3 separate regions of the Homo sapiens genome follow, and all the other regions are linked to region 3. A link is a contact called in ENCODE Hi-C or POLR2A ChIA-PET data. All regions are on one chromosome and are shown on one strand. Each heading gives the region's core, a stretch centred on a gene start or an enhancer-like site at or near the end of the contact. The rest is flanking DNA. Distances are from core to core; before and after follow the strand shown. Region 1 overlaps SH3RF3 (SH3 domain containing ring finger 3). Region 2 overlaps SH3RF3 (SH3 domain containing ring finger 3). Region 3 overlaps SH3RF3 (SH3 domain containing ring finger 3).

Region 1 (2,700 bases), core at 23-2,522, 110 kb after region 3:
ATTTTGGAAGAGAAATACTGGACTCAGCTAAGGCAGTGCTCTTCTACAATACTCACCAGTCGAGGCTTCGTGCTGGCACTGGGAAACTTAGACCACTTCCGTAACCCACATGCAGTTTGGTTTCTTAGCTAGGACAAAAAGTCCAGCATCCCTGCCAGAGCTCAACATGGGCAGACATGTGTCCCCATTTCTAAGACAAGGAAAATGAGAGCCCAGCAGTATCAGATCCCAAACAATTGCTTCCTGCTATGGGCTCCGGAGAGGTGATGCTGCTGATTCAAAACACCAGCCTGGGTGGCCAGGTGCAGCCCAATAATCCACACTGTTTGGAATAACAAGAGCTAGGACGGGACAAGCGGAGGGAGGTAAGAAAGGAAAATTACACCATTAAGGACTATTTTCACTGCAAACACCAAGAGGATAAAAGTTTGCTATCTCAATAAACGTATTTTAATGTTTTTAGGTTACAGTCACAGAAAAAGGAAGACCTCCAGGAGCAGGGAGAGGACGGCTGAGCTCCGTGCATGGTGAAGAGGGGTTTGACCGCTGGCTCGCGCATTTCCACGCTGTTTGCAAGGTCCTTGTCAGGAGAGAAACAGCACAGGCCACACGCAGCTGTTGCCCACAGATCCCTGTGGCGGCTGATACTTCAGACGCTGTGCTCAGAGGCCTGGCTGCCAGAGGACCCTGGTCTGAGAGCTAATGCACAGCTCACTCATCGGCATATTCCAGATGGCTCCGGGAGACCTGCTCCCCACCCGCTCTGCCCCAGGTCATTGCCTGGAACTGGGAAATGACGTGCATATCAAGTTTTCCCTCGTGCTCCAAACCAAGCAACCAAACAGGCCCTCATGGAGCCCACAGTGCTGGGCCCTGCCTTTTATTGGGAAACGGGCGACTCAGCTGAGAATCACGCTGAAAATAAACAAGCTCACCACAGCGAAAGGAGGGAGTCAAGGCTGGGCTCGGCACATGCATGCCCTTTATGGGAACACAGAATGGGAGTTTCAAAGTGAATCCATATAAAACACAAATAGAACATCTTCATTCCTGGATGACAGGCCAGCTTGGGGCAGGCAGCCACTCCCCGCTGCAAGTGAGCGTGGCCGGGATGCACGGCAGGGAGCCAGCCAGCGTGGGCACCAGGAGGGCAGCGCCAGGCGCAGGGGCTGGGCCTCTGGAAGGCATTAGCTGCACCGAACTCCCAAAGGCCCAGACTAAACAGCCCTGGAGCCCTGGATTCATTCCCGCACAGGAAATGTCTCAGAGGCAGCTCTGCACAGACCAGGGGCGGCGAGAAGGAAATAGCTCCCTGTGCTCCGTGTTCTAATGCACTTCCCTGGCCCGCCGCGGGCGAAGCCACAGCGCTGACCATACCCGCGAGCCCAGCAGCAGTGAGGGGTCGGGGTAGGGGGGCAAGCGTGGAGCAGGAGGGGAAGCATTTTTGTTAGGAAGAGTATTTCAAGTCAATATGCAGATAATTTTCTCCGAATATTCATAGTCACTAACAACAAATAGCCATCATTTTGTATAGAGATGACAAAAACTTTGAATTCTTAACAGGCTATAGATAAGAAATAGATATGACAAGGAAATAAAAGGACATTCAACTCTACATATATAACCAAAACAACCAAATACATGTAAGCAAATACAGCCATAATATGGTTATATTTGGTGATGTATGTACTTTATATACATAAATAAACCAAAAAATGTACATATATATAAAACAAAACAAAACCTGAATGATCTAGGTGCTGCAGATTACTGAGGAAGAGATAAGTCACACAGCAAGTGAGCTACATAAAACCAGGATGCCCATGAACCAAACCAGGACACAGACTCCCCCAGCCCCCAGCACCTGGCATGCAGGTGTGCCTCCCGGGCTTGGTTCCTGTGGGGAGCGCCCTGTGTGCCTCTGTGCCTCAGCACCCAGCCCGGTGTGGGCTACCTGCAGGCAACAGCTGCTTAGTGAGGTGATTTATCAGTCCTCTTTGAACAGAGGAAGGTGACGCAAGGTAGCTTACTGAGGGGAGAAAAGCGCCCTCTCTGTTCACAGGTAAACTATGCCCTGTGCACCTGGATGTCAGCTTCCTGAGAGAAACAGATGGGTCATCCGCACCCCTTGAGCCCCAGTGCCTGGCACATGGTCAATGCCCAACAAATATTTATTTAATTAACAAATAACAACCTCAGACTGTGGAGCAGGATGAACCCTTAGGAAATATTCTGTTTGACCAGGCACAGTGGCTCGCACCTGTAATCCCAGCGCTTTGGGTGGCCGAGGCGGGTGGATCACGAGGTTGAGGTCAGGAGATCGAGACCATCCTGGCCAACATAGTGAAACCCCATCTCTACTAAAAATACAAAAATTAGCCAGGCATGGTGGTGTGCGCCTGCAGTCCCAGCTACTCAGGAGGCTGAGGCAGGAGAATCACTTGAACCCGGGAGGCGGAGGTTGCAGTGAGCCGAGATTGTGCCACTGCACTCCAGCCTGGGCAACAGAACAAGATGTGGTCAAAAAAGAAAGAAAGAAAGGAAAGAGAGAGAGAGAGGAGAGAGAGAGAGGAGAGAAGAGAAGAGAAGAGAAGAGAAGAGAAGAGAAGAGAAGAGAAGAGAAGAGAAGAGAAGAGAAGAGAAAAGAAAAGAAGAGAAGAGAAGAGAAAAAAGAGAGAGAAAGAAAACATCTCGTTCATC
Region 2 (2,700 bases), core at 33-2,532, 76 kb after region 3:
CCTGCCTACACCCAGAGAGAACCCCGGGAGGAAAACCCAACCTCCTTCCTGGGCCTCCCACCTGGAGTAAGCTCATCAGACCCCACCTCTCCCCTTACTCCAGGCCCCACCAGGCCCAGGCACTTCCCTGAGCTGGACACAATCCACACCTGCAGAGCCACCTGCTTAGGCCATTTGCCCTGAGCTCTTGAAAGCCCCAGATGTCCCATCTCATTGTCTGGTTGGTGTTACTCCAGCCACTGTCTCCCTGGGATGCAGCTCCAGCAGTCTCCAGGCTGCTGGGCAACTCTGAAAACAACATGTAGCCTCACTGTGCTCAATGCCTACAGACAAAACGAGGGAGCACGGAAAAGACCAGGCTTTCCCGCTTTGGACTTCACAGATCAGTGACATTAAAAATCTTGAAATATCATTTTTAGGTCTATACTCAAAAAAACTCAAAGCAAGGACTCAAACAGATGTTTGTACACCTACACGCATAGTGACATTATTCCCAACAGCCAAAAGGCAGAAACACCCAAATGTCTGTGAACAGATGAATGAATACACAAAATGTGGTCTAGCCATACAATGGAATATTATTCAGCATGAAGGAGGAAGGAGATTGTGACGCATGCGGCTATGTCGATGAATCCTGAGGACCCTGTGCTAAATGAAATAAGCCAGACACAAAAGGACAAATACTGTTTGACTCTGCGGTCCCTAGAATAGTCATTCACAGAGACAGAAAGTATAACAGAGGTTACTGGGGGGGCTGAGCGTGGAGGAGTTCGTGTTTAATGGGGACACAGTTTGGAAAGGTGTTGCTCAGAAATAGTGGCAGTGGTTACAAAACAGGGGGGACGTACTTAATGCCACTGAACTGTAGACTTAAAAATGGTAAAATTTATGTAATATATGTTTTGTCACAATAATAAATCTTGGAATACTGGAGTGTCCAATTTGTCATTCTACCAAGTAAGCACAGGAGGTGAACAAACCATTTACTCTCACCTAGGGTTTGTAAATAGATTTTTCCATCTAAAAAGCTACATTTTGTAGTGACTCATGCTTTAGAAATGGGTCCTGCTTGCCAGAGGAGCAGTCGACTGATTCACAGCGTTTCTCCCTTTCCTCCCCACCTACACAGCAGGGAGTGGATAGGAAACTCAAAAGGAAGGAAAATCTTCCCCATGAGAGCTAGGAACTTTCCTCAGATAACACACTGCACAGTTCTCGCCTCCCTTGCTGTACCCAGGCCTGCTCTCCCAGCTCAGGAGTGTTTGCAGCTCTCCCAACCCATGGCATCACATAAGCAGCTTGGAATCGGCCAGGTGGGAGTGTTTACACCCTGGAAATGGACAAACACTATCACTCAGGGCATCTTCCTAGGAAGCCAACTGTTAAACGTTTGCCAGCACACCACTGGAGCCAAGAAAACTCAGTCATGGTCACCAAAATCACCCGCGCAGGACCTGGCACAAGGGAATCTCTGAATGTGATGACCTCTCAGTTTTCCTACAGCCCATAAACAGGTGTTGATGCCACGGCATATGAGACCACCAGCCTCAGGTACACAACTATGATGCCCAGGCAGACCACAGCACAGAGGGTTTGGACCCACTTCCCAGTGGCAACAGTAGAAAAAGTTGGGCAACATTTGTGGGTTTTGTTTAAGGTACTGGCTGCCACGGAAAGTTGGTGTGGGTCTACAGGTGCTGGGGCCAGCACTGCCACTCTGGGTCCATATGTCCGTGTTGATGTCGGGCCTCTGTGAACATGAACCCCACCTGCCCATGGCCAAAGACACCTCTGTCTGATGGCCTGGATCCTACAGTCCTTCTCCAGATGCCCACACTGGCCCTCTTTAAGGATCTTCTCTAGCAGGCCAGTAAGAGAGAATGAACCTGAATTTGCCTTTTCCTGGAGATGCTTAAGTATCTCATGCTTGAGACATCTGCTCAACACATGTATTTCTAGGGCAAGATTCCCTTGACCTCACTTCCTCTGACAAGGAAATTAGACACTGGCATATTCCCACAGCAACAGTACAGGATTACAGAAAAAACAGTATTCTGGTTATCTATTGTTACATAACAAACTTGCTCCAAACTTAGTGTATTAAAACAGTAAAGTCAAATGACTGCTTACAAATATGCAACTTGAACAGAGCTTGGTGGGAACAGCTCTGCTGCAGGTGGGTCGGTTGGTGCTGGTGGCTCCACTTCCAAGAAAGCTCAATCACATGGAGCTTAGCTGTAACTGTTACTGGGAGCCTTTGCCCTTCTCCACAGGGCTTCTTGGGCTTCCTCACATGATGGCTGGGCTCCTAGACAGCAAGTGTTCCAAGATACAGGAAGCATAAGCTGCCCATCCCTGAAGACCGAGCATGGGAAACTTCTGCTGTATTTGATTGGTCAAAGCAGCCATGGAGCCCAGGTTTAAGGGAAGGGATATGCCCCACCTGCAGGTGGCAGGAGTGTCTGTGGATCTGCAATTCTGCAACCATATCGAATCCATCACATGAAGATGTGAACTAAAACCTCAGCTTTGCTCTGCCAGCAGAGCCAGGTAGGTGCCACAGGGCAGTTGCATGCTGTCTCAGCAGAGCTTAAGCTCAGACTCTGAGCCCATGGGGGCAGCAGCATGTGTGTCTGAGGGCCCAGCACTGTGCCCAGCACAGGCATTCCGTAAATATTTGCAGAATTGTTGAATTTAACA
Region 3 (2,700 bases), core at 14-2,513:
GGCAGCACACCTTCATTCTTCTTACAGGAGGGTCAAACACATCCCTTGACCACACTTTTCCATCATCATAAGGAAATCTGCTGATGGCAGAGCATTACCTCCCTCAGAGAAACAGAATGCTGCCTATCCCTTTGCCAGGCCCTTACTTTAAGAACTGAAAGTGAAATGAAATCCTTGAATAAAGTGACTTGGAAAATCCACAGGTACAAAGCACCAGGCCTGCAGGGTCCAAGCACCTTCCTACTGCCATGTAATGATAGGCACCTGAATGTCCACCTCTCCATGTCAGAAACACCATTGATTCTAAGCAGCAGATCAGGCTTCCACCAGCCTCTGATGTGTCCTGGCTTATCCTAGGCAAACTGTCCTGCAGGCCATGGACCCTCAGAACCCAGGGCAGAAAAGAGGAAAACCGGGTGAGTGGACAAAAATCTGAATGCAGTAGAAGGAGGCACGCTGGGGGCATGGGAGGAAGGGAGTGGTCAGGCTTGGAGCCACGCAGAGGCAGTGAAGCCAACAAGGCCAGGACTGGAAGGAGGATGCTCTCTAACACACAGACTCACACCCTGCCAGGTCTGGATCCAGGTTCCACAAGGCATCAGCTTGCTCACACTGGACCAGGCTCAGGGACAGATGCAAAAGCAAGCTTTCATGAGCCCCAAGTGAACTTTTCCCCATAGGACACTCAGAGAGGACTGACACAGATGACAGGTTAGGCTCCCCACAGAGCACAGACACACTCCGGGGCTTGACCGTGGCCAGAACATGACGCACCACCTCAGCCTCTGGGCTCCCACCGCCAGGCAAGCGATTGCCCTGCAGTCCAAGTGCCCCAGCATGCACTGTTAATATATGAATACCACGTCCAGACACACTAACAAAAACGCACGGCACAGCAGGCACACTGCACTGGAGAATCAGCGGTTTGTGCCTCAAGTCTAATTAAGACAAAAGTTTTGTGCGTTGGCCGTGGAAAGGCATGCTAATGACTCACAAGCTGGCTTAACCCCACCATGAACACCTGTATTTCAGCAGCTTCCCAGGAGGTTATGAGGAGGTGTGGAAAGGGGAAGCTGTCCTGCCCTTCACACTGAGTGGATCTGCAAGCACAGGGCAGGGCAACTCAGTCTCCAAAACCAGAAGGCCAGTGCCAGGCTCAATTTGTTCCTTCTTTAAAGCAGCTTCCATAGAAAGCCTCACTGTCACCCCTACTCCAGACCCTGGGCTCTTTCCAGACTGGGCTAAGGGGTGACAGCTGCCTGGGCCTCTTCCAGGACAGGGCTGTGTGGCCGGCCATGGAGCAGAGGCCCCGCGGCACAGCGCACAGACAACGTCCTCCCAGAGGCAGCTGTTCCCCACATTGACTTCACTTCTGATGGCACAAGGCCAGAATGTCTTTCATTAGTTTCCCAAACTCTGTCATCAGGGAAGCAGACGAGCCCAGTGTGGATTTTTTAAAGTCAGCACGTTCAAGAGCATCAACCTACATGAAGCCACACATCCTTAAACACACACACCCCACACACATGTCATCTGACACGAGGCCACACATCCTTAAGCACACACACTCCACACACATGTGCTTAGCCATGCGGGGACTTCACCTGCAGAGGTGTGCACAGAAGATGATCTGCCTGGCCTAGACTGGGAAGGGTCTCAAAAAAATCACTAAAGCCTCAAAAACATGGTCTAACCCATGACATTGGCAATGGTCTCCCATGCACTTCTAGATGCCACTCTATGCCCTTCATCCAGCCAAAACCACCCTGTGACTGCTCCACACATAATTCAAACACAGGGTTTCCTGCAGCAGATGTGACTCCAGTGGCTTCCAAGGCTGGACGAGAGGAGAGTGATGGGAGGGGTGTGTCCCCTTCTGCATGCCTGCCTCCCAGTCCACACGCCCTAGACCAGCCACCTTTGGGAATAAGGTCCTGCCCCACAATTGCCAAATTCCATTGATTTCATCTCCTGCAGCTTGTCTGATAATTTTGGTTGCTATCAGTCCCTGAATGCTTTAAGAATAAAAATGCCTTTCAGTAATACTCATGGCTACTAATACAGTGAAGATGCTCAAGGAAATGAACACCCACCAAAATGACAAGATCACCAAAAAGAAATTCCTGAGGGTCACACCACACTTGAGAAAACTGCAGGCCCCAACCCCCTTCCCCTGGGACCGCCCCTCTGTAAGACCCTGGGCTGAGTACCTGAGGGATGTGTTCGTTCAAGGTCTTTCATTACGGTGGATCTGGGAAGGCCAGGGGGCAGGACAAGGGAGGTGACAGCAAGTGAGAAGGCAGCCCAATGCCACCCTCCCCTCGGCTTTCCTACCCAGGGCAAGCTCTCCTGGAAAAACACCCACGGGCAGAGGTGTGGGGACAGGAGGGAGGCGGAAACACGGCCTCCCCAAGTGAGATGGAATCTGGGGGTCATTTGATAAGCGCTTCACCAGCTGATGCATATAGAATACTCACTCCCCAGCATCCCCAGTGGCTCAGCAGCAAGACTGGCAAATCCTCCCAGGGAGCAGAGAGAACAAACACAAGGAGCCAGGCAGAGAGCCAAGTTCAAATCCCAAATCCAGCACGTAGCACCTCTGTGGCTCAGGCCAGCGATTTAGCATCCCCAATTCTCAAATTTTCTGACCACAAAAGGGGGCTACTGTCCCCTGCTTCCAGGTCCCCATGTGCACTGAAT

The links. A loop is a pair of places that touch in the nucleus more often than their neighbours do. ChIA-PET counts read pairs that join two places held with the same protein, here RNA polymerase II (POLR2A).
Region 1: a map of chondrocyte shows a loop between it and region 3 (1.8-fold over the local background). The contact joins two enhancer-like sites. A Hi-C loop is called at or near these places in 1 of 168 maps with a recorded cell type or tissue (chondrocyte). POLR2A ChIA-PET finds 5 or more read pairs at or near these places in 4 of 52 experiments (AG04449, AG04450, SK-N-SH and 1 more).
Region 2: a map of chondrocyte shows a loop between it and region 3 (2.6-fold over the local background). The contact joins two enhancer-like sites. A Hi-C loop is called at or near these places in 3 of 168 maps with a recorded cell type or tissue (CD14-positive monocyte, chondrocyte and heart right ventricle). POLR2A ChIA-PET finds 5 or more read pairs at or near these places in 3 of 52 experiments (AG04450, Panc1 and activated T-cell).

The regions. Positions count from the first base shown.
Region 1 is chr2:109,170,188-109,172,887 of GRCh38, reverse strand. All of the region lies in intron 1 of SH3RF3 (SH3 domain containing ring finger 3), which reads right to left. It also overlaps a transcript of RANBP2 not described here. Among named protein-coding and RNA genes, the nearest start is that of MIR4265, 30 kb to the right of the region's middle. Within about 2 kb of position 1,272, at least 24 of the 41 ENCODE cell types and tissues checked have a DNase peak (open chromatin) inside an H3K27ac peak, as active enhancers do.
Region 2 is chr2:109,208,038-109,210,737 of GRCh38, reverse strand. The region is part of intron 1 of SH3RF3 (SH3 domain containing ring finger 3); the gene reads right to left. It also overlaps a transcript of RANBP2 not described here. Among named protein-coding and RNA genes, the nearest start is that of MIR4265, 68 kb to the right of the region's middle. Within about 2 kb of position 1,282, at least 5 of the 41 ENCODE cell types and tissues checked have a DNase peak (open chromatin) inside an H3K27ac peak, as active enhancers do; they include heart right ventricle, where a contact is called at or near this core.
Region 3 is chr2:109,283,643-109,286,342 of GRCh38, reverse strand. The region is part of intron 1 of SH3RF3 (SH3 domain containing ring finger 3); the gene reads right to left. It also overlaps a transcript of RANBP2 not described here. Among named protein-coding and RNA genes, the nearest start is that of MIR4266, 29 kb to the left of the region's middle. Within about 2 kb of position 1,263, at least 4 of the 41 ENCODE cell types and tissues checked have a DNase peak (open chromatin) inside an H3K27ac peak, as active enhancers do; they include heart right ventricle, where a contact is called at or near this core.